Linked DNA regions of Homo sapiens: all the other regions are linked to region 1. Evidence: chromatin loops called from intact Hi-C (ENCODE). Cell type or tissue: heart left ventricle. All regions are shown on one strand. Region 1 overlaps HIVEP3 (HIVEP zinc finger 3). Region 2 overlaps HIVEP3 (HIVEP zinc finger 3). Region 3 overlaps HIVEP3 (HIVEP zinc finger 3). Region 4 overlaps HIVEP3 (HIVEP zinc finger 3). Region 5 overlaps HIVEP3 (HIVEP zinc finger 3).

Region 1 (5,000 bases):
GGCTCCTTCTCAATACAGGTGATTCTTCCAATGCATTGAACTGGCCCAGGAGATGCAAATTGTTTTCTCTCTCTGTCTTAGATATATGGTGACCATATTTTCTGCATGCAAAATTCTGACATGTAATTCAACTGAAGATTATTTCCCTGATTTATGAATTTATTTATGCTTTACAAAAGCTAAAGTCAAATCACATTCCCCCATATATTTAACAAATCACTTTTAATGAAAAGAATAAATGCCCCTTAATCAGAATTGTCCCAGATGATCTAGGCCATATGGTTGTTACAGTTGACTGTGGGTGCAGATCCTGGGCCTGTGCACAAAAAGACACTCAGTAAACACATGGGGAACAAGTGAATGGGAGGAGGGTTCAGATGAAAGAAAAAGGGGAAGGTCCCTGAGAATAAATCTGCTGACATCACCATCTCGCCGAGTCCATGCTTGACTGGGGACTTTCCTGAAGCTATAAATTACTTTTCAATGTCTCATTCCAGGAGAGAAATATCCAAACGACATGTCCATCTGATGAAGAGAACAGTGTACATGCACACACCAGATGCATGTGGGTGCAGCTGCCCAAATTGCAGCCAGTCAAGTTTTATACCTGACTGGCATAAAACTTAATCAGGCTCCAGTGTTCAGGGCCAAAAGCCACAACAAACATTTCAAAGTCAGGCCTCACCCTCCATCTCACAGATAGTCCCCCAGCTGCCCACAAGACCTGGACTGATTGGGTAATTGTAGAAATCCACATCCAAGAGGTTGAAATGGCAGAACTGCTATGAAGCTTGTCCCAGTTTTTCGATTCTGCCTTCAGGCAGCAACAATCCTTTCAGTTGCTTATCTCAAATAACTAAGTCACCTCCACTGAAGAAGTGCGATCAACCACTTGTAAGAAAGCAAAACTCCACAAGCATCCTAGCATCAGGGCCCACTAGTTGACTCCAGGATGAGTGCAATGATCTCTCCTGGGTACCAAGAAGACTCCATCCAGAGAGAGGGCAGATAACAAATGTCCATCTTAGGTCCCTTGCCCCCCATCCACCATCTCCTAGTCCCTGGGACCTCCATCTAAGAGGAGAAGCACCAGCCTTGGCAATGGAAGCCCACACCAGTAGGGGCTGGCCCCACACTGATCCTGGTAGGTTCATGCTTATGCTTCTGCCTCATGCTGAACTAGTGCATGCCTCAGCCCTTTGGAACCCCTTGGAGCTCTCCAAGGTACTGACCCTCATTCCTGGCTGGGCCCCTAAAAACAGTGTCATGGTGAAATGTGGTTATTTTGAGTTTATATATGGTTACAGTCTTTTAAAAAGAATCAATTCAAAATAAATTTGGCTTCACTGTTGTACCTCATTTTAAGAAGTAGTTTTCTAACTTTTCACCTCCAATTTATAGTGTGGATCTCTTTAAGAAGCCAGGTGGCCTATGTGGCATGTGGCTTATGGATTTGCCTGTAATGGCCCTGAAGCCTTTGACATCACCAAGTCCTCACTCCTTTGGATCTTGCCTGTCCTATTTCTTGGCCTTGTGCCCTTCCCAATCCCTTCCTATCAACTGCAGACTCCTAGGATGCCCTTTTCCAGCCCTTACAGGGCACTATGATTGTTTATTGACCAGTTTATTTCCCCCATTGGCCTGAGTCCTCCAATGACCAGATTTTTTTTTTTTTTGTACCTAATGCAGGGTTTGTGTCACCTGGGTCCTCAGTTGGTGTTTATTGCCCAGTGGGCAGCTAGTGAATAGTCTCCTGGGTGTGACCCAGGAGATCTTCCATCTCTTAAGCCCTTGGCTTTTCCTACTCCCCAAGGCCCACTCTGGCAGCCAGCCAGGTGTGCTGTCCTCCCAATGGTAGGAACAGTGGTCTGTGCTAGTCTCCTGCTCATAAGAAACTTCAGGATCCATGTCTTCTGCTTGCTTGTTTGTTGTATTTCCTAGAGGAAAACAGTCTGGTGTTAACCTTGGGTTTTACTGGCTACCTCACCCCATAGAAACACAACAATAACAACGAATGCTTCTTTGAACACCATTTTTCACTATTCTAAGCATTTTATATGCATTAATTATCAGTTACATTTGCTGTTAGGCAAATGCTACCACATCCTCTTTTTACAGATAATGAGGCAGACAGAGAGGTTATGTGACTCACTTGGGGCCGCCCAGCTGGTTAGTGACGGGCCCAGAGCACCCTCCAGAGACACTGTCCTGAACCATCGTGCTGTGCTGCCACCCACTGAGCTTGGAGCACCACGGGGAGGGGGTGGGGAAAGGCGAAACGTCAGGAGAGGGTGAGAAATGGGAATTTGGAGGCATAAAGTCAGGAAAAGGTTGAGTCCTTTTTATAATAAATTCCTAAAAGAGGGAATACGAAAATCGCAGTTGCTGTAGTTGTACAGATGAGTCCTTATCTAACTCCATACAATTAATATAAAGAACCATATAATTAATTTACAACTGGAAAAAAAAATACTTTATTCTAAAGATGAGCAAGCAGAGGCCCAGAGAAGCCCCCGAGTGCCCAAGTTACAAAGAAGAGTGTCCAGAGGCACTGGCTTAAGAAGACAGAAGGCACTCAGTTGAACCATTTTTACAATGGTATAAAGAACCCCCAAGGTGATATTTTAATAAACAAAATGACCCAGGTCATTAATCTCTCTGCTGCTTTGAGACATACACAGGTGCTCCCAGGGCTGAGGCTGTGGAATCCCAGCCAGCTATCCTCTAGGGGGAGCTAGAGGCAGTCCTTCCCTTTAAACAGGGCCTTCATTAAGCAAACTTAACAAACACGAGGAGCACAAACAGAAACCTCTTTCTCAGCTTGCAACGGACAGATGTTTAATAAGATGCCATGGGCCGGGTGCAGTGGCTCATGCCTGTAATTCCAGCATTTGGGGAGGCTGAGGAGGGAGGATCGCTTAGGGCCAGGAGTTCAAGGCTGCAGTGAGCTATGACCATGTCGCTGCACTCCAGCCTGGAGAACAGAGCAAGACTGTCTTAAAAACAAAACAAAACAACAACAAAAACAAAAAAATAAATAAGATGTCATGGATATGGAATAAATAGAGGATAAAGCCCACTGAGGAAATGCCTGAATTCTAGACAATCTCAGCAGCTTTCTTGCATTCCTCTGGAATGACTGGGCCACATCTGTATTGTGTTCCCATCTGGACACTTCATTTTAAGAGTGATAGTGACGCATTTATCCTGGGAAGGGAAATTAGCAAATACCAAGGCTGGTAGGGGGTGGGGGGGGACCTGGGCTGCTCACCCCAGAGAAGACTGGCCAGCTGGGCTGCGAAGCCACCACTCCAACAGTTCCCTGTCTGTGAAAAACAGAGTGTCCCCTTCCCTGAGGGTGCACTCCTCCTTGGGGGTGGGGGGACAGATAAGTTAGAACTGCCAAGGTTCTCTGCTCCTTAAATGCAGCCTAGCAGGATGGGTGGAGGGGGTGGGGGGCGGTCCTTGCAGCACTCAGAGCCAAGCGCTTTCTGGACCTGGTAAAGTGCCTATGCACTCTGGGGCCTCTGAGACTCCTACAGCAAGAAGGACCTTAGCTGTCTCCAGGCCCTGATCCAACCACTTCATTTCATTTTATCTATTTTATTTTATTTTATTTTTGAGATGGAGTCTTGCTCTGAAGCCTAGGCTGGAGTGCAGTGGTGCGATCTTGGCTCACTGCAACCTCTGCCTCCCAAGTTCAAGCGATTCTTCTGCCTCAGCCTCCCAAACAACCCCTTCATTTTCGAGATGAGGGCTCTGAGGCTCTGGGTTCCATGGCCAGTAAGAAGCAGAAGTGGGACTGGAGTCCAGTCATGCAGCCCCCCATCACCCTATCTAGTCCTCTTGCCATTTGGCCCACAGCCTCCACCAGCAGGAGCAACACTAGGCGCCAATCTTGCCCTGTCTTTCTGGTGATCTGGAAACAGTCCTATCATGGCAGCTGGAAAACAGTGGCTCACACTGCTGCCAGGCAATGTTCACCAGCTGGTCCTCCTCCCAAACACACTGGCAAGACCTAGTGACACACAGGGTGCCTGAGAGACTGTGCACCCACATACCGCCTTGCAATTGTCCATCCCCAGCCATTAACAGGTGCGACTTCTCTCCGCAGGACCACAGTGGATAGAAATCTCTGTGGAAATCTCCTCTTGGCTGCTAGCCATAGAGGACAGATCTTCTACGCCAAAGGGAGAAGGCTGAGAACCATAAAGCCATCAAGTAGGAGGGACCATGCAGTGCTCTCTGATGCCCAATATGTAACCATAATACATGAGAGACCATTAAAGGAGAAGAGCTGGGGAACCCCACCCCTGCCCCATGCCATACAACTCTTCCTAAACACAGGGTCTTCACAGCCAGCCTCGACAAGAGACACATGTAGAAGGGAACCATGACTAGCCATTCCACAGACCAGACCAGCACAGCCTGTTGTGGTGGAGACAGTAGCTTCTTCCCCAACCATTCAGCACTGCGGCCTGGGCTTCCTCACCTACAGATGTCTAGGGCTCTGATGCCTTCCTGTAGTTACCCACAGCAGCCCACAGCACTGCCCTTTCTCAATCTCAGCCTCCTCCCCACCCCTACACGGTCCATCCTCCAGTGGTGGGGGCTTCATCTCCTGATGGTCTTGACCTTGGGCACTCTTATCTTGCTGTCCAAGGGAAATCCCCAGAAGACACTGAGTAATGAGAGCTGAGAGAATGGGACCTTGCTTTTAGGCCATGGGTGAAATTCAAGCCCCAGTACGTCATGTCTGTGAGGCTTGTGGAAAGCTGGCTTCTGAGTGAGTGTCCCTCAGCCAGCACTCAGCAGACATTTATCTGGCATGACCTCTGCGCTCACACTGCCAGGGCTGGAGTGCAGAGCCACAGGAGAGTGGGGTCACGTGGGGACAGTTCTTCCCCTCTCCCTACCCTGTGCTGTATGAACTATATCCATCACCTCTTTTAGCTCTCATGCCACCATGGTGGTTGGTATGTTCCCATTCCACATATGAG
Region 2 (5,000 bases), 70 kb after region 1:
CCCTGGTTTCCTCCACCTAGAAAAGTGCATCCAACTGATTTTAAGTACCTCTGACTTAGGGGTACCACACTGTGAAACCTCTGCTTCTATTTCCTCTTCTATACCTTGCATTGCAAGAAAATCTAGGCTTTTTATTCATTTTTTAGAAAAATTAGGGAAGTCACAGCCTAGGTAGTTACTAGAAGAAACAGGCAAGGCCAAGAAAAATAGCCAACTCACATAGAGCTCTTCTTAGGTGCCTAGCATGGTCTTAAGTGCTTTATAGATACTGACCATTAAACCTCACCACAGTCCTATGATGTAGATATTATTAGTGTGCCCATTTTACAGATCATGAGCATGAAGCCCAAAGAGGCTAATTAGCTTGCCTGGGATCATCCTCTCTTTTTTCTTTTTTCTGAGATGGGTCTCACTCTGTTGCTCAAGCTGGAGTGTAGTGGCGTGATCATAGCCCACTGTAGCCTTCACCTCTCAGTCTCAAGCGATCCTCCTACCTCAGCCTCTTGAGTAGCTGGGACCATAGGCATGCCACCATGCCCAAGTAGAGATGGGGGTCTCCCTATGTTGCCCAGGCTGGTCCCGAACTCCTAGGCTCAAGCAATGCCCCCACCTCAGCCTCCCGAAGTGCTGGGAGATTACAGGAGTGAGCCACCATGCCTGGCCCATCCTCTTAATAAATGGTAGGGCTGAGATTTGAACCTAGGGGCCTGACTCAGGAGTGAGTACTGCTTACCAGGAAGGGAATGTGGTCAGCATGACAACAAAGGCATCTCTGTCCTCCTTAAATGCAGCACCAACTCTGTAAACACACAGCAGGAGCTCTAGATACACCACGTTTGTACACATTTACTGAGTCTACATTTCCATGTCACCTTCAGGAAGAGTGGATTGGCTTGGGTGAGGAGAAGGAAGAAGAGCGGAGACTTCCGCCCTTGAGAGATTCTATTTTAATTTTTAAGAAAACACTGAACAGACCAAGCCCTGGATTTCAAGATCAGTTTTCGAGGTCTCCAGACATGAGGCAGTCATCTGAAAAGGAAGACATGACAGAGGAGTCTGACCTCTGTGTGGCCTCCTTGCTCTCCCTGCACTGCCTTCAGATCTCCCAGTGAATAGGAAAGGAGGGGAGACCTGCATCTGTGGGGCGAGCATCCCCTAATCCTGATAGGCTTCAAAAGGTTGCGAAAGGGGCCACATTCTCTAGTACTAAGACAATGGCATTAAATCTAAATTTCTTGATAACCAAACTAAGGCATAAAGGCCAGTTAACTATGTCTAGTTCTAATATAACACTCTGGAACATGCCCTGTGTTATCTTAGCCTAGCTTCCTAGAAATACTGAATCGCAATATTCCACAATGCAAGTTCCTCCCACTAAAGGCCTCTTTGGAGAAAGGAGTTGGCTGTGACAAAGGCTGTAGTATATAGAGGATGATCGTTATGGTGGTGATGACAACAGTGCTGATAGATTAGACAATAGCAACAATGACCATGAGGGCAACGAAGACCATGAGTTGTGCAACATCTAATACAGGTCAGGGGTGAATACTTTTGTGCTGACTGCTTTTCAAGCATTATTATGTTATATCTTCACAACAATGATGAGAGGTGGGTATCAGCACAATGCCCCCTTTGAAGATGAGGAGGAGTTAGATGAGAAAGGCCAAGTCTCTGGGGCAAGTTGCCATAATTTGGGTCATAACATGAACCCAGGCCAATCTGACTCCAAAATTTCACATTCTTATCCACTGCTCATCTCTCTCTTCCTATTAGAAAACCTTATTATAGAAAGTTCTAAAAACGATATGCTGATTAGTCAAATTTTCTGGTAAATACATAGTAATCAGTTCCAAATACTCAATTGAAAAAAATTGCCAAAATGTTCATGGTCCCCAGTCCTGCCTTAGTAAATATAGCACACTAAATATAAATCTAGTTCTACTTTATTAATAGACACATGATGGACTATCTCCCAGCTATTTGCCAGAACAATCTGTTCTTATTGTAGAGTATTTCAGATGTAGGTACAGCATTGAGAAGGACCATACACTCAGCCCAGGGCATGCTCTGAAACTACGGTATTAAACATTAAAATCTTTTTAAAAATGTGTTTTATTATTTGCCTTTTTCTTACAAAACTTCAGTCCAAATTATTTGGGTTGATAAGTAGAAGTTTCACTGTAGTAAACTGTACCAATGGCTGCCTGTGGTATGTCCAGAGTGTAAGAGAGTTGATGAGAAACAACAAAAGAAACAAACAAAAACTTGAAAATATAACAAAACTTGGCATAAAAATTAAAATGACCAGCCCCCTGATCCTAAGGAAAGTCCATTTTCTCATAGGGGCAGTCAGTATATTTTTATCTTGTGGCTTAATGTTTTTGTAGACACATTAAATCATAAAAATCCAAGAAACCATATCTCACTCCCAAACCACACAATGTATTTTAAGGAATATGTCCCTTTTCTAAGAAACTGCTTGATTTTCAGGAAGTGGTAAAGTGGCAGGTGTGTTCCCATGATCAGCCAGAGAAACCAAATAAACGTTCCACTGGGCAAACCTGTTTCTCACAGATAAACAGCTGCGAGCTGCACGCGGGAGGGAAAAGGATCGTAAAGACTGCCCCTATGTCTGCCTGACACTTTCTGGTTTTCTGTTTCAATTGAAAAGGAAGATGGCAGCCTACAACTGAGCAGACCCTACTGTGGCCAGGCCAATCCCAGCCCCTGCATGGGACAGGAGTTTCAAAATCCCAGCACTAGACAGAAGGCTGTGGTCATCTCTCCTCTAGGTAGACCTGGGAAGGGATAATTAAACTAGGAGTTGCAGGAGAAGCAGATTTCCCATGAAAAAGACATCATCACACAATTAATAGCTAGGCTTGATAGGAAGGGGAAGGAATGTCCCTTTTTACTTACTTCCAAGGCAGCCTCCACCTTGCTTCTCATACCACCCATCACATTGGAAACAATCACCAGTCTGTATCCTCAGCAGACTGTGAGCTCCTGGAAGTCCCCTGGGCACATAACAAGCACTCAATCAATGAGAATTATTGTTATTACAGTGTGTGTTCAAGAAATATCTGTTGAGTGAGTGGAACAGAGGAAGGAATGAAATAACTTGACTTTCCATTTGGAAAGTGTCTTGCTAAATCCTTGCTGTTAGAGTTCAGGAGTTGGGATAGGATTTCCTATACTGCCACTTTGGTTTGTCATGTTGTAAGCAGGGTTAAAGGCAAATTTTTAAAAATATGAGACAGGGCTGAACTGGCTTTCTGTCTAGAAATTCTAGATTAAAATAAGGGTCTGTCTAGGAGCGGGGAGCCAGCTGGCTATTTAGGAGGCTTGGAGGTTAAAGCGAAGTCTAAATGGAGTAAGAGACACTATTCCAAGGGGTCCCCTGGTCACACAGAAAATACAGGGGCAGCATTCAGACTACCCAGGAGTCTGCAGGACTTGGTATGAAAGAGCAAAAAGAAAAAAATATATAGACAACCTAGGAGGTCTGAGGACTCACAGACACTGACTGGCTGGGGTGGGACTGGCAGGAGCTGCTGGGAAGGCTGGGGCAGCTTCTCAGTGGTCCTGGCAGTAAATACTATCCAGGAAAAGTGTGCCTTGCAGTGAGAGAGCTGCTGGGAAAACGGCCTGGACAATCAGACTGCAGTGCTGTGAGCTAGATTGCCCTTCCCCTAGCCAAGAGGTGTCTCCCACCACCCTTCCCCTAAGCAGCATAAGAGTGAAACGGGGTGGACAGCTAATGCCCACTGACCTCCTGCTATGGACCACAGGCACTCTCCTGCGAAATGCTTGTGAGGTTGGTGACATCAACATTACACTAATGACAAAACTGAGCCTGAGAACTGCAACTCACCTGCAATGGTACACCTGACAGCAGAACCAGAACTTTCACTGAAGGCTTACCTCTCCAGGGCCAAAAGAGAACCTGTGACCCCACAGGATCGAGCCTGCCCCCTCAATGCCTGTCAGAGGCAGCCTGGTGGGTGCAGAATGTGATAGCAAGTTGCTGTTGGCACGGCCTGCTCTTCTGACAGCTCTGCAGGTTATTTCTCACAACTTTGCTGCCAGCTTCTCCCTGCCTGTCGCTGACCCCTGTCCCAGAGCCACCTCCATCTGGAAACACCCACCCCCCAACTCTAAAGTTGTAACCATACATACTTAAGCTAGAAAATTTAAAAGGACAAAGCAGAAAGGAATTAAGAAAAAAATGGAGTAACCTATTATTTTACAGAGAAATAATTTTAACATTTTGGATTAATTCCTTCACATACTTTTCTTTTGAGATGGAGTCTCACTCTGTCACCCAGGCTAGAGCAGTGCAGTGGCGAAATCTTGGCTCACTGCAACCTCTGTCTCCTGGGTTCAGGTGATTCTCGTGCCTCAGCCTCCCTGGTAGCTGGGATTACAGGAGCACACCACCATGCCTGGCTAACTTTTGTATTTTTAGTAGAGATGGGGTTTCATCACGTTGGCCAGGCTGGTCTCGAACACCTGGTCTCAAGTGATCCACCCACCTTGACCTCCCAAAGTCTTGAGATTACAGGTGTGAGCCACCACGTCATGAGCCCCCTCCAGTAATTTTCTATGCATTTAGATGCAGATACTGTTTGCCTGTCTTTAAAATGGTGTTGCACCAGACTAACTGTTTAGAGGTCCACTTCCCTGCTCAGCTGAGCACTGACACATGCAACCTGCCACCTGGGAGGATGGGCAGGCATTCCCGAAATGCCATCATGGCTGCTGCTAACCATCCCGGGATTGCAGGCAAGTGCGGCTGATGCAGAAGGACGTTGGGGAATGCGGACATCAGGGGTTTGCAAACTTGTGTTTCTCCCTCCACTGCCCATCCTGCCAGCCTCAGAAGGTTAGCCATGGAGGGTGGGCCAATCCCAACATACTCAAAAATTTAAAATCCTGAAGGGTTAGCATTGGAAGGGATTTTAGAGGCTATCCAGCCCAATCCCCTCACTTGCAAATGA
Region 3 (5,000 bases), 63 kb after region 1:
ACTCGCAAATCAGGCAGCCCCCAGAATCACAGCAGGTTCACAAAGACTCCAATGCAGCCATGTGGTGGAAGAAGATTTACAGACAAAAGAAAGGGAAATGACATAGTACAGAAAACGGAAGTGAGGTACAGAGTGGCGGGATTGGTTACAAGTTGGCATTTGCCTTATTTGAACACAGTTTGAACACTTAGCAGTTTATAAATGGTTGAAGTATGGCCACAGGGATTGGCCAAGACCCAGCTATTGTTACAGGCACATACTCCTAAATCTTGTCTACCTATTAAGCTAGGTTGCAATTCATCCACAAGAACTCAAATATAGAAGTACGGAGTCCTTCTCAGGCCATATGCAGTTTGCTTTAACACACTCTTTCTCGGTTAATCCCTGCTCTTATCTCCCTCTATCCCACCCCAAGGCAACCATAGTTTTGACATTCCCCCTATAGATTAGTTTTGCCTATTCTAGGATTTCATGTAAATGGAATTGTACAATATATATATACTTGTTGATATCTGGCTTCTTTCAGTCTAATGCTTTGAAAATCCATGCATGTTTTTGCATGTGTCGGTAGTTTGTTCCTTTTTATTACTGAATAATATCTATTTGGGTGGACTGCAAGTTGCTTATCCATTCCCCAGTTGATGGGTATTTGGGCTGCTTTTAGTCTTGGACTGTTTTGAATAAAGCTCTTATGAACATCCACGTACAAGTCTTCCACCAACATATGTGTTCACTTCTCTTGAGTAAATACCTAGGAGTAAAATCACTGGGTCATATGCTGTGCATGTTTAACTTTCTAGGAAAATGCCAGATTTATCCTGAATAACAGAAATGATCAACTGATTTACTATTAAAGGACTTACTGGATTTTATAAGGAAAAGAGGAAACGAGACGAAAGAAAATGTAGTGCATCTGAAAGCACATGGGGGCTGCTTTGCTGAAGGGGCTGGCAGGCGGCTTCCCAGGCAGGGTCTGCTCAGGACTGCTCTAGCCAGATGCCTCCCCTGGTGTTTACTTCACCCACAGGAAAATGGCCACCTTCACCCCACCTTCAGTGGACGTGCAGCCCCTTCGGTGCTCCTCTCTTCATCTGCCTTCAGAGGTAGTCCTGATTAACCTGTTGCCAGCAGAATTTTCTAGGAGAGACAGGACTTGGGGGTACCACTAGGCCCCGGGGACATGCACTCAGCTGGCCCAGGCACCGATAACCTAGCATGTCCTTTTAGAATTTGGGGGATCCCGGCACCCACTGTTCTCAGCTTTGGGCCTCAGCTAAGGCCAGGACAAGCATCATTTAATGTCATGTCATATAATTAGTATGGAAACTACAAAAACCTATATGTTTACAAAACAACCACTGATCTACATTATTTCAGAGGTAATGATACTTTTACATGAGATAACTTCCCAAGACACTAAGCTGAAATTAGATAAATTTAGGTTTTCTGTATTCTCGCTGACTTGTGTTTTTCACACTGGCTTTATCTTGGTTTCTGAGGGAGAATCAATTCTCTTTAACTCTCTTCCAGAATACCTCACTACCTTCAGAAAGGAAGAAGGAGGGAAAAAAGGACAGAGGGAAGGAGGAGGATTAGAATTCCTCATATCAGAGAATCCCAGAGCTTTGAAGCTTTAAAGTGAATTCAAGAGTGGGATTCAAGAGACCAAACCATGGGGTCTAGGGGAAATAAGGAACCCCTCTCCCAGAAGGTGGAGAAGCTTCTCAAAGCAACTGGCCCAGGCAGCCTTGTACTTGCTTCATTCTGGGGTCAGGAAGAAGCTGCAGGCCCTCCTTCCCACCCTCGCTTCCCTTCTCCTCCACACTGTCAACTCTGCTCCAGGAAGGGGCAGTATCCCCAGTGTCTGCTGGGCCAGCACAGCCATCTCTCACCCACCTGAGTTCATAATGACTCCTGTGTAGAGCAGACTTCCCTTGGCTTCACTGAAACCATTCCTTCTTGTCTTAGAAAGCAATCAGAAATATAGTTAACTGCCTTAAAGTTCCCTTATCATTGAAATGAACTAGATCACAGAAGTGCCTATTTGCATTTTTTATTCTTATTCACTGGGTTTTTAAAAGGAGCCAAGAGAGGGGAGAGGAAATGCATTTACTTGCTGGGATTTCACTTGGGATGTTCATGTTCGTCTGGAAAGCAAAATAAAGGCATGAAGATTGCCCACTGATTTCCTTTCATTTGGAGAATTCTGCTTGAGTTAGGCTTAGCTGGCTAGCACATAAACCTGTCAAGAGAAAAGTCTTCCTCTTCCTGGGCCTGGTATGTCTACCACCTGGGGCTTCAGAGACAGTATTCTAGGAGATTCACAGTGTCTAAGGTTCGAAATGTGGACTTCAGCAGCAGGGCAGCTGCCAAACGCTTTCCTGCCCTTGCAGAAAGCCACCACCAAACTCACCACCACCTCCCTCACCGTGGCCTCTCTGTTTCAGTATCTGAGCAGCGGGTGAGGAGGACTGGATTCTAGAAGATAAAGAGAGACTCCACGGTACAGAAAGTAAGCCCTCAATAGGATTCTATTAGAAAACAGCTGGAAGGAACTGTGGAGTCACTCAGTCCCATGGCTGATTTTACAGACAATAAGCAAACAAACAAACAGAGGCCCTGAGGGATTTAGTTAGCGGTCTCCAAGTGCCAGTCCCTGAGGAAAGGATTCTCCTCCCCAGCTACCTTTCCCTTCTCCAGTGTGTCCACCTCAGGAAAAGGGCTTGCATCCTCCCAGCTGCTCACACACAACTTGGGCTGGCCTTGGTGCTGGCTCTGTCCTTTCTCCCACCAGATCTGCCTTCCGCCCTCGCCACTTGTCTCTGCCCAGGGCTCACTTGGAAGGACCACATCAATGAACAACCTTGGCAGGTCACAGGGAGGGATGGAGCGGGGGAGAGAACAGCAAATAGGCTTCTGCCCTGCAAGAGAGGGAGAGCCAGAATACCAGCCTGGCTTGGGCTGCTCCCGAAGGTCCTGGCTGCTGCCTGCAATGCAGCGCCTTCCTTCAGGGCTCCAGCACCATCCCCTGTCCTCAGCCTTTAAGGCTCTACTGCTCTCAGCCCCAGCCCTGCCCTTGAGGCTCCCCTGTACCCTGTCTTTGTAGATGGTGCCTGGGAACTGTCCCGCTTGGAGAGTGCTGTTTGCTAGGATACACACTGACTCCCATGGCTCCCCTCCAGCTCCCCATCCATCCTGCTCCTGGCCACGGCCTCTGGCCTGAAGGGCTGCAAAACAGCCTTCCAACTGGGTTCCTGGCTTCCCTTCTGGCCCCTCTTCATCTGCTGTCCCCAGCAGCATACAGAGCTATCCCATGAAATATAAGTCAGACCATGTCATGCCCTGGCTTAAAACCTCTCAATGGTTTCCTCTGGCATCTCCAGTAAAAATCAGAACTCCTTGCTGACTTTTGAGAGCTGCTCTAGACAGGGCTGCTCTCTGCAGCCTCCTCTTGTGCCCCGAGCTTCAGGACACTCCAGCAGCTGTGGGGCCTCCTTTCCCTTACTCATGACCCCAGGCTCTGCCCTGTCTCTGGGCCTCACACATGCTGTCCCTGTGCCTGGCAGGTGCCCCGTCACTGGTACAGGCTGTCCCCACCCCTCTAGGAGAGCCTTGCCTTAGCAGGGTACATGCCCTGCACCTTCTTCTCTCCACGAATTTTTATTCTCTATCCCTGGACTGTGCTCATTTCTTTCCAAACACCTAACAAATTTGTAATTATGTGATTTTTTGTTTACTTTTTAAATGACTCTCTCCCCCACCGGGATGCAAGTTCCACATGGGTACGAACTAGGTCTGTCTTGTTCTCCACCTGACATACAACAGCTACTCTAGTCACATCTACAAAACAGCAACTGGGTTTGGGTTCCTATAAAGTGGACAACTCTCCTTTCTGGGGAAGGATTGCTTCATAATCTGAGATTATGTTCCTTCTACTTTGTTGGGGAGAGTGTTAAGTTTTTTTTTTTTTTCTTTTATGAAAGGATAGTAAGAATAAGGGGTATTCATCAAAAATTTTTAAATGATAACCTGATATAATTCTCCAAAATGTTTTTAAAATTTTTGAGTCTATGATATCCCAGATTAAGCAATGTTTTGGGAGTCACAGTGTTGGGTCCTAGAGAGGCAAAGAGATAGGTGAAGATAGTGACAGAGAAGAGACCGGCTTTGCAGTCAGACTGCAGGGCCTGGGTTCAAGTCCCAACTCTGCTGCTTGGTAGCTGTCAAACTCTGAGCGAGTTGCTTAAACTCTCTGTGCCTTAGTTTCCTCATCTGTAAAATAAAGATAATAATAGAACCTGTTTCAGAGGACTTTATAAGAATTAAGTGAATTAATACTTGTAAAGTTAATAAAACAGTGCCTGGCCTATAGACAATGCTTGACAAACATTACTGCTATCATTATTATCTATTATTATTATTATTGCTATTGTTATTATTACTAAACCCAGGTCTCCTAAATCCCCAACCAGGACTCTTTTCCCTTTAAAATGTTATCTCCCAGCATTGTCTCTTTAAATGTTATCTGGCCACTCTTAAATGTAAGACTGAAATTCAGCACTTGGAAAACTATCCCACTCCAGCCAAGCACATTTTTTGAATAGCTAAACACTAACCCTGATAAAATGTATCCATTTAGGATAGAAATGTTTCTACAATATGTTACATCTTGTCTACTTTCTAACTGGGTTTTTTGAGATGAGTATCATTACAGAAATTATCTGCTGTGCAGCCTGGAAACAGCAAAAGGAAAACTCAGCACGTTCTACAGACGTGGGTTCAAAGCCCTGCTCTGTCCTCCCTCCAAGCCCTAAACCCCTCCTGAGTTTCAGTTTCCTTACTGAAGAAGTGGGAAGGCCATGTGCATTGAGAGGTTACTGTGGTTTTGAGTCCAGTGAATACACACACTGCTAAATCCTAAAACTCTTCTTTCTTTTTTGGTTAATAATATTAAACTCATCCAGGAGAATACCTTAATTTAAGACTCCAGGCAGAATTCT
Region 4 (5,000 bases), 80 kb after region 1:
ACACATACACCACACACACCACACATACGCCACATACCTCACACACCAAACACACACAAGCACCACACACACACCCCCCACATACCTCACACATCACACACACCTCCATATACCTCACAAACACACATATCTCACACACACACACACCACATACACCACACACCCCACACCTCACACAGTCCCACCCCACATCCCCTGCTACACACAAACTCACACACTTTAAAGTGTGCTTTGCATTCCAAGTCTTTGCTGGGAAACCTTAGTTGCAGCTTTACGTGGCTGGAATATCAAAAGGCAGGAGTTGTGGAGTCACTGACAATAACATCATCCACCTTCTCAATGTCCCCGACACTGCCACCTCATTACCCAAAAGCCACTGCCATTCCAGACCTACGCAGAGTCTGAAGGGCAGCACCCCCTTCTCCTTGGGACTGGAGGGACACCTTGCCTCAACTCTCCTGCAGGGCCTGAGGTTAAACTCTCCTGTATTCCACCATCAAAGGACAGCATGGGGGACTCTAGCCCTTTTAATGGGCTGCCAAGAGCAAAAATTCACGCATTCTAGAGTATGAAAGCCCGGCAGGGTGGGCCTTCATTTCCCATATGTTAGTGTGTATCGATGGAGAGGGTAGGGAGCCCTGTGGGGAATGAGGGCACCCATTGTCCCCTGCAGAGCAGTTGTGGATGGAGCTCCTGTAGGAATAACGGACTCTGATTACCACGGTGACACTCCCAAGGTGATGGCTCTGGATAGGGTTTGCAGTCTCCTTTATACTCATCACTCCCATCTAATCCTCACAAGAACCCTGCTCCCCACTTAATGAACAAAGAAGCAGGCCTAGAAAGGCAAGTGGCTTGCCCGGAATTAACAATAATAGTTTAACCATAATAACATTGCCCCATCTGCTCACCATCCAATGAACAACTCAAGTGACAGCACAGTGGTTAAGAGAACAGATTCTGAAACAGATGTACCTGGTTCAAATCCTGGCTCGGCCAATGACTAGCTTTGTGCCACTGGGCATGTGATTCAATTACCCTGTGCCTCAGTTTCCTTGTCTGTAAAATGGGGATGATGATAGTCCCTACCTCATGGGTTGCTGTGTGGTTTAAATAAATTTTCACATGTAAATTACTTAGAACCAAGCCTGGAATGCTCAGTCAGCACTCCTTAAGTGCTGGCTGCTTTGGTGCAGGCTCTGAGCACAGAGACAACCAAACATAGCACCTGCCTCCAAGGTACTTACAGCCTAAAGGGAGAAACAGAAAAGTGAACAAGAGCTAGGGTAGAAAAGATGCTCGGGGCACAAATGAGGGACCTGGAATCCAGGAAGGGCCTGATTCCTGGGCCAAGTGACAACTGGGTTGAGTTCTGAAGAGCCACAGTACAGGCACTGTGACAGCCCTTATTTATGTTTTCCAGCTTTTATTGTAGATTCATGTGCAGGTTTGTTACCTGGGATTATTGTGTGATGCTGAGGTTTGGGAGATGAATGATCCATGGCCCTTTTTATATAGTTTGTCATTTAATCCTTGGACCATTTTACAAATGAGGAGCCTGAGGCTCAGAGAAGTTAAGCAGCTTCCCCCGGAAAACCAACTTGGTAAGTGGTGGAGCTGGGATTCAAGCCCACATTTGTCTGATTCCAGAATCTTACTCCAAGTCTGGGCAAGGCGTGGGCTGGCCAGGCAGCTGCCTGAAGGGCAATTGTCTATAACCCTGGGGTCAGGGGGATGAGAAATGTGAGGCCTGTTAACCCAGGTCTCTGGGCAAGCTTCCTTATATAACCTGCACATTGTCAACGCTCCACTCAGGCAGCTCTCCCATTCCTTACTACATAATTATTAGATAATGCATAAGGGAGAGGTTTGAATGACTAGCCTGCCTGGGAGGCTGCCTCTCTACGGTCCTGCTTCCACCACACGGGAGCCCTGAAACGAGCAGGCCAGCTGGAGAGGTGGCCAACACATTCCTCACCCAGAGGCTCCGGGCTCCCCAGATGGCCACTGCCACCTGACCACACAGAGTCACTTTGCCAGAAGGACTGCCCTGCTTTAGGCCTGATCTGATCTTTTTCCAGGAAACTCGTCTGGTGTAAGATTTATGTGTCCAAACTTGCCAGCCTTCCCCTTTCACCCTGGACTAACAGGGACAAGAATTCTAATCAATGTGCAGGAACACAGAAAAAAAACAGGGAAACAGCAGGCAGGCCCAACCCCAAAAGCCCCAAACTTATTTCCCAATTTTGGGTTGCACATGTATTTCTACTCACATAAGACAGTTTGCATCCAACTGGGGGGAATTTTGAGTTTCAATTAAACTTTGCTAAAATACAAAACTCATTTCCCCTTAACTGTGCTTCCTGACAATGAAGTGGTGGTGTCACGGGGCAGAAGGGCTGATGGTGTGGGTTACCACAGCAAGGTCCATGCTGCAAAGACGGGCTGCCCCTCCTGCTCTGGGAGTCAACGCTTCCTGGGTCCACCAGGCCCAGCATTTCCACAGGCTGTCATCGGTGTGTCCCCAGCACAGCACCTAGCTAGATCTCAGCAAATGATTTGAATGTGTGGGGCTCCCTCCAGGTAAGAAAGGAACCCCTGCTCACGGCACTCCCCAGAAGTCCTTGGTAACTCACTTTCTCTTTCTGTTCTGAACATCCATTCGGGCTGGTTTAAAGCACAGCTCGCTCAAGAGGCAGCCCTCCAGAGGAGATCGGGGTTAATTACGTTTACTGACAGCTGTCTTCTTTCTCCTACAGTCACTTCTTCCCATGTCCTGATTTCATTGCTTGTGAAAAGAGATGGCCTTCCAATGGGAAAAGGCAAGGAGTAAAACTCACGAGAGAAAGCGTCCTGGAGATTTTAAGGAGAAAGGCACATCGGTTCTGCCAGCACAAGAGCTGCCTGTTTCCCTATCAGATATCAACACTCATTTAGTGCAAGGGTGAATATCACCTTTCTATTGAAAAGAAATAGAGTACCCTAGGAAAATAGCTTGCATCAAAACAAGAGAAAAGTAGGTTCTGAACCAGAACTAAAATATTTGGACACCGAAGCTGTGACTACTGATGCAAAGCCATTAACCCATAAAAACAAACATTCAAACAAGACACTGCATAGCTCTCTTTAAATGAGTCCAAACACCAGAGCTTTATCTTAAAACAAATAAACAACAACAACAAAAAATTCCTTTCCCCATCCCATCTCCACCCACCCACTAGGAGTAAAACATATTGCTAGCTCTGAGACTTTTCTAAGAACTTGGTCAGAGACACTGAGCGGCTGGTCAATATATTTCTTACAAATGGGGCTTTGAGAGCGGAACTAGCAGCTGGGTGCCAAGAACACAGTGGCTCTGCTCACATCTCACATATGCCCAGACGCTCTGAACCACAGCCTACCACTGCTGCCACAGGTTCAAGTTCTGAAACCCAAAGAGAGCACAGAGAAGGCAGGAAGAGAAGAAAAAAAGACCCAGATGTTGCAAATCAGAATAAGTGCTGAGTGAGGCAGTATCATGACATGGCAACGATAAATGTTGAACGTTGGCTCTCCTCTTGTCAGCTGACCCCTCTGCTCTGGGACCCTTCACACTGTGACTCCAGTTAAATCAACCAGCTGTGCCTCCAAGAAAGGCAGCATGGGTCAGTGTGGCTGCCTGGACTCTGCTGCTGACAGCTGCAGAGAGAAACTCAAACCAGCCACATAGCCTGGCCCACCTTATAGTCTGAACGTGCCCAGCCAAAAAGAAGAAAAGAAAACAGCTCAAAAAACAGCAAAGGCTGGGTACGGTGGCTCATGCCTGTAATCCCAGAACTTTGGGAGGTTGAGGCGAGCAGATTGCTTGAGCTCAGGAGTTCAAGACCAGCCAGGGCAACATGGTGAAACCCTATCTCTAAAAAAAAAAATGCAAAAATTAGCTAGGGGTGGTGGCACACATCTGTAGTCCCAGCTACTCGGGAGGCTGAGGCAGGAGGACAGCTAGTGCCCGCAAGGTTGAGGCTGTAGCGAGCCATGTTCGTGCAACTGCACTCTAGCGTGGGTGACAAAGCAAGATCTCGTCTCAAAAAAAAAAAAAAAAAAAACAGAAAAGCAAAAAACCCACAGCTGAGAAGCCTCTGGCTCAAACCCACATACAGAAGCTTGTCGGCTGCTGTGTGTACACATACCAGCCACCATGATCCTGGCCTTCTCTGACCATTGGTCTGTAAGGAAATAAGGTGATAAGTGGGAACTGGGCTCTGAACCCTGGAACTGAGAAGTCAGGCTGCTGCAAAACTCTCCAGGATATTAATCCCTCTCTCTGCCCAGTGGTTTTCAACTGGGGGCAGTTTAGCCCCCCTAGGGAACACTCATCAATGTCTGAAGACATTTTTGGTTGTCACATCTGGGGGTCAGGGGGTTGCTATCGCTACCTAGTGGGCCCTGGTAGAGGCCAGGTTTGCTACTATACCTCCTACAATGCCCAGGACAGCTCTCACAACAAGGAATCATCTGGCCCAAAATGTCAATGGTGCCAAGGCTGAGAAACCCTGCTCTAGAGCCTAAGAGTGCTGGGCTCAAATTCTAACATCACTGCTGACTAGCCCAGGGGCCTTTGTATAACTTACTTCACCTGTCAGAGCCTCAGGTTTATATATATGTGTGTGTGTATGTGTTTGTGTGTGTGTATATAGATATACATATATATTTATATTCATATATACATATTTTTATATATTATATATTTATATATTAAATATGCATATTTATATATAATACATTATATAACATATAATATATATTATATATGAATATGAAAAAATTATATATTATATATTATATATGAATATGCATATATAATATTTATTTTTTATATATATATATATAAATTGTCTTTCTGAGACGAAGTCTCACTCTGTTGCACAGGCCAGAGTGCAGTGGCATGATCTCAGCTCACTGCAACCTCCACCTACTGGGTTCAAGTGATTCTCCTGCCTCAACCTCCTGAGTAGCTAGGA
Region 5 (5,000 bases), 91 kb after region 1:
AGGTGAGAGTCAAAATCTAACAGACTTCGTTTATTATATTATTGCTTTTACGTTCTCTTCAGACAACGTACCCCCTTATTGCCTCTCCCTGGGCTGGGCCTCTCTATCCCTTCCCTCTCCCCACTCCCTGTGCTCCCACCTAGATCTCTTCCAAATTTCCCAGTAGAGAGGGAATAGAGAGGCAGTGGTGGTATCTTTCACCCCACATCCCAGTGGTGATCACAGCACTTCAGGGAAAAAGAAAGCAGCCTTCACACATATGGGCCTCCCTAAAAAGCTTCCCAGGAAAAAGGAAATGTGTGTGGAAAGGCCATAACTGGGAATGAATCATCTGTTAGGAAGGCTGAAGGAGAGGGAGAAAGGGGAGTGGCCGGAGGTGAGGCTGGAGAAGTAGGCAGGGCCCATCGCCTGGGGTGGTGCATACCTTGGGAAGAATTTTCAATTATCTTTAGTTCAGCAAGAAATTACAGACATGATTAGGGCCCATGCAAACATTCTGGAAGGGTCAAGGCAGGATGTGGGGGACCGGTGAGGAATCTCCTGCAGCAGTCAAGCAATGGTGGCCTGGAGAGGGAGTGGACGTCAGGATGGATAAGTGGATGGATTCATGCACTCGTCCTTAGGAGGAGGAATGCACAGGACTTGGTGACAGCTTAAGTGTAACAGGTGGTGGAGAGGAGAGGGTGAAGTCCGGCTTCTGGCCCAAGCAGCTTGGGGGACAGTGGTGCCCCTTCCTAAGACAGGGTGCATCTGAAGAGGAGAGACTCACAGGCTGAGGAAGGGGCTGGGGTGTGGGTTGGTCATGCATGTGGGAAGGTGCTGAGCCGAGTTATGCGTGTGTTGAGTCATCTAAGTGGAGATGCTAAGAAGGGGGCTGCATTTACAATCAGTTCTTCCAAAGAGGGGTCCAGATGAGATGCATGGAAACTAACACCAGGGGACGTGACACCTTCACCTAGGGGAAGACTACATTGTAAGAAGAGAAATCCTCAGACAGAGTCTAGGGAGCTGCGATCCTCAATAGCCAAGCAGAGGGGTGGTGGAGGCAGCAGAGAAGGCTATGCAGGAGAAGCCTGAAAAGCAGAGAGAAAACCAGGAGAGGCTGGTGCCTCAGAAGCCCAGGGAAGAAAACAAGATGCAGAGTTTTAAACTTCACAAAATGCCACTCAGAGGGCAAGAAAGACAAAGTTAGGACAATGTCACTGGCATTTATTAAGACGCAGGTCAGAGGTGCTCTTTTCAGGAGCAGGTGTGGCTGGGCATGCAAGGGCTGAAGCGGAGGAGGGAGGTGACACCATGCACACAGCCCAGGAGGCTGCCTCACTCACACCCCACTTGCTTAGCCCCACTCACTTAGCCTATTTCCTTCACAGCCATTATCTTAATGTGTGCTGTCTTGCTTCTTTGTTTACTTGTGAATTGCCTTCTTCCCTTAAGGTCTGTTAGGGCGAGCTCCTTGTCTGCTCTATTCACAGCTGTACCCCAGCACCTAGGAGGATGCTTGACACAGAACAGGGATTCAATACCTGTTGGGTATTGAATGAATGAAACAGAAGCAGAGTAAAGTCTGGCTAAGAAGTGAGGAGGGGGAGAGCTGCAAAGCCCAGAAACTACCCACAAGAATGAGCCAGTGGTGAGGAGGAGGGGTGGGTTACTGTCCCTGGGAAGTGGGACCCCCAGTTTAAGTGGAGGCTTAGGGCAGAATCCTGGACACTAAAAGGAATGCTTAAAAGGGAATTTGAGGCATTTTCTGGTCTGAAAGACATCCGGCCCACATTGCTTTCACTTAGGTCATGTTCCCCCAAAGGAAATCCTGAGATAAGGATTCCTAGATGAGTGATTCATTGAAGAAATGTCCCCAGAGTGGTCGGTAGGAGAGTGGAGAAGCAGGACAGAAAGGGGAGAGGCCAAGCCAAGCATGACCTCAGGCCACATCCCAGCCTCAGCCTGACCCCAGGGAGGGTCCTGGAATGTAAACCGAACCTCCTGCAAGTTTGTACACCCCCACCCCCCACTGCCAGGGCAAGGTGGCTGACCTTTCATATTCCCACCCTAATTAATATTGGCTACAGACTGTCATGGCCAGGACAGAAACTCCCAGCCACTCCAACTCTCTTGGCAAGAGGGTAATCCTTTGAAGAAGGCGATGGGGCAAAGCTTTAGAAACAGAGGCTACAGAAGCTGCAGGATGGGCACACAGAAGTGGCCGAAGTGATCCAACGCCATCTGAGCAGAGCGCCGGCAATGTCTGCTACTAAATTGGGATAGAGTTTTTTATGGATTACCCTGGAAGAGCACACCAAACAAACCACTTCATTCTGAGGGCCTGGACGGTGCAGGGATAGCTACCATTTAGAATCGTTTCAGTTTCTATTCCGGTAAAGAATCCTTCAAAGAAAGACATCGAGGCTCTTACAGTGCAGAGAGGTGCTCTTCTTGGACAACTATAGGGTGTGAACGTAGCACAGCTACTAAAAGTGAATGTGACACAACAATTAAGAGAGTATGGTGAGTATTTAGAAATACTTAGAAGTCAAAGCATAAAAAACTGGATAACTTGGGTTACATTCCTGAGACATGTTTATTATTATCACAGTACTGTGATATTGTAGAATCTGGAGAAATAAAATCAATTGAAATAAAATAAAATACATCTACCAACTACCATTTACTGAACACCTGCTATGGATCCAACTCTGTGCTAGAAATGAAGCAGCATCTCCCTTGCTCAAAGCTGATTTTCAGGCTGGGAACTAGATGGGGCTCCTGAAGCAATTCAAGAACAAGGCAAAAACAGATCTATGGAGGTCACATAGGATGATGATTAAGAGTTGAGCCAGGCTCAGCAACTGCCTAGGATCACTCCCATTTCTGCTGCCAGACTCTCTGTGCCTCAGTTTCCCCATCTGAAAAATTGAGATACTAAGAGTCTTTACTTCACAAGATTCCTGTGAAGGTAACAGGAGGTGATGTGTGCAAGGTCCTTAGTATGGTGCTGATGAATGCAGTGAGCACTGAGGCCTTGTTATTCTGCAATTATTACTGGAGGTGAGGCTAGAAAAGACCACACTTGCCCGACTTGTCCTACCTTTCTCTCCTCAGGAGGGACCAAGACATTTATGCCTGGTTATGAGGTGACATTAGAAAAGAAATCAAAAAGCATCTGTCCTTGTTTCTTGAAGCCAGATGCAACCAAGCTAAGCCTGAACCAAGAGTTGATGGGCAGCTGGGTGGTGTGCTCCTCTGTTGAGCTGGCCAGGAGCTAAGGCTGATGGCTTTCTGTCCAGGGAGCCGTTTAGACTCAGAGTACACACATGCTTGCCTCTTAAAAGAGTATTGGGTCAGCAAGGATGCACTGGGAAAGCCATCAGCATCTTTGCATCCCTACTGACCATTTCCTGCCCAGCACACTGGAGCCAGTGCTGACCATTTTCCTTTTTTTTTCTTTTTTTTTTTTTTTGAGACAGTCTCTTTCTGTCACCCAGGCTAGAGTGCAGTGATACAATCTTGGCTCACTGCAGCCACCTCCTGGGTTCAAGTGACTCTCATGCCTCAGCCTCCTGAGTAGCTGGGATTACAGGCATGTGCCACCATGCCCAGCTAATTTTTACATTTTTAGTAGAGATGGGGTATTGCTACGTTGCCCAGGCTAATCTCGAACTCATGGCCTCAAGTGATCTGCCTACCTCGGCCTCCCAAAGTCTTGGGATTACAGGCCTGAGCCACCGTGCCTGGTCCTGACCATTTTCTGATTGGCAGCAGCAGGAGGGCCCCAGGGTCAAACAATGCAGTCACACAGGCCTGTGCTTTAACTGTGCCTCCCCACACAGCTTGGTGACCCCGGGCCAGTGACTTTGACCTCTGAAGCCTCAATTCCCTTGACTGTAAAAGAGGTCCTGACCTTGGCTGCACATTAAAATCACTGGGGGAGTGTTTAAAAGTCCAAATACCCAGGGCTTGCCCAGACCAACAAAATCAGAACCCCCTGATGAGACCTACTGCTGTAAGGTAAAATGGTCATCTTCTACTCCCAGAAGTGGAATTAAGGGAGACTATCCATGGAAGGTGCTTACCGCCATGCTTTACACAGAGTGCGCCGTAAAAGGAGGCCGTGATATGGTACCATTTGGAGTTCCCAGACTCTAGAAACACCTCCCACAGGCCCACAGAGGATTGTACTTGAAACTTCATTCATTGTACTTTATGCCCCACTTTGGTGAGTATCAAAGATCAATTGTGCATTTTGATTTCTCTAGTTCTTTTGATCACCCTGGTCCACAATCATGTTATTCTTCAAGAGAGAAAATGGCCAGACCCAGGAAGTGCTTCTCTGGATTAAGGGCTGTGAGGTTAAATCTTTGTTTCCATCTCTGCCCTCAAGGACCTCCAATCCCCCATCCTAATAAGAGAGCTGCCATCCACAAGGGTCCTTGGCCCTTGGCTTGCAGAAGCGGGATGAGCATCTACAACCCTGGCTGTGATGAAGGCTGCCCTGACAGTTACATTCTTGATAGAGTTGCAGGACAAATATTTCTGAACCTGTGGTTCCTTTGCCGTGTCTCTAGTCAACATAGGGCTTTTAGCCCTGTGGAACATGAAGATTTTTGTGAACTAGGGTATAAGGATTTAAGAGTGTAGGTGGGGCCTCTCTAGGCCCTGCTTCCTACATAGTTGATGTGTCTGGACCCACAACTGAGAGAAGGAACAAAGCAAACAGGTGGGATCCCTTATAGTTTATAGTTATGTTTTTCAGAGTAACAGACATTCAGGGAAACAGAAACAGAACTTTAGCTCAAGCAGCAGGAGGGGGCAGCCAGCATCTGAGCTGGAAGAAGAGCTAGCAGGTGACAAAGGAAACAAGCACTCTCCATGCAGTGTTAAGGCAGTGCTTATCATCCAGTGGGAACTGGGGTGCCAGGGTGCCAGGCAACAGAGCAGTTGATGGAGACAGTTCCAGTGCCATTATGAGCTGTTAAAAGGGGATCTGACGTGTGCATTCC

Evidence for each region. Hi-C counts contacts between places; a loop is a spot of excess contacts. Peaks named below come from ENCODE experiments on the same cell type or tissue, not always from the same donor. Only the 100,000 strongest peaks of a DNase experiment are listed, where the experiment ranks them.
Region 2: it touches region 1 in a loop (3-fold over the local background); 20 of 110 quality-filtered maps call a loop at or near these places.
Region 3: it touches region 1 in a loop (3-fold over the local background); 11 of 110 quality-filtered maps call a loop at or near these places.
Region 4: it touches region 1 in a loop (2.6-fold over the local background); 19 of 110 quality-filtered maps call a loop at or near these places.
Region 5: it touches region 1 in a loop (2.2-fold over the local background); 23 of 110 quality-filtered maps call a loop at or near these places.

The regions. Positions count from the first base shown.
Region 1 is chr1:41,809,436-41,814,435 of GRCh38, forward strand. The region is part of intron 1 of HIVEP3 (HIVEP zinc finger 3); the gene reads right to left. Among named protein-coding and RNA genes, the nearest start is that of HIVEP3, 110 kb to the right of the region's middle. In heart left ventricle, a CTCF peak has its summit at 2,728 (motif pointing right); DNase peaks (open chromatin) are centred at 2,192, 2,793, 3,296, 4,836 and 2 weaker places; H3K27ac peaks cover 1,718 bases.
Region 2 is chr1:41,879,680-41,884,679 of GRCh38, forward strand. All of the region lies in intron 1 of HIVEP3 (HIVEP zinc finger 3), which reads right to left. Among named protein-coding and RNA genes, the nearest start is that of HIVEP3, 37 kb to the right of the region's middle. In heart left ventricle, no CTCF peak of the experiment used is centred here; no DNase peak of the experiment used is centred here; H3K27ac peaks cover 3,525 bases.
Region 3 is chr1:41,872,160-41,877,159 of GRCh38, forward strand. All of the region lies in intron 1 of HIVEP3 (HIVEP zinc finger 3), which reads right to left. Among named protein-coding and RNA genes, the nearest start is that of HIVEP3, 44 kb to the right of the region's middle. In heart left ventricle, no CTCF peak of the experiment used is centred here; a DNase peak (open chromatin) is centred at 3,050; H3K27ac peaks cover 2,274 bases.
Region 4 is chr1:41,889,058-41,894,057 of GRCh38, forward strand. All of the region lies in intron 1 of HIVEP3 (HIVEP zinc finger 3), which reads right to left. Among named protein-coding and RNA genes, the nearest start is that of HIVEP3, 27 kb to the right of the region's middle. RefSeq lists an enhancer at 2,400-2,699. In heart left ventricle, no CTCF peak of the experiment used is centred here; DNase peaks (open chromatin) are centred at 1,964 and 2,456; H3K4me3 peaks cover 989 bases; H3K27ac peaks cover 2,135 bases.
Region 5 is chr1:41,900,460-41,905,459 of GRCh38, forward strand. All of the region lies in intron 1 of HIVEP3 (HIVEP zinc finger 3), which reads right to left. Among named protein-coding and RNA genes, the nearest start is that of HIVEP3, 16 kb to the right of the region's middle. RefSeq lists an enhancer at 4,615-4,704. In heart left ventricle, no CTCF peak of the experiment used is centred here; a DNase peak (open chromatin) is centred at 1,997.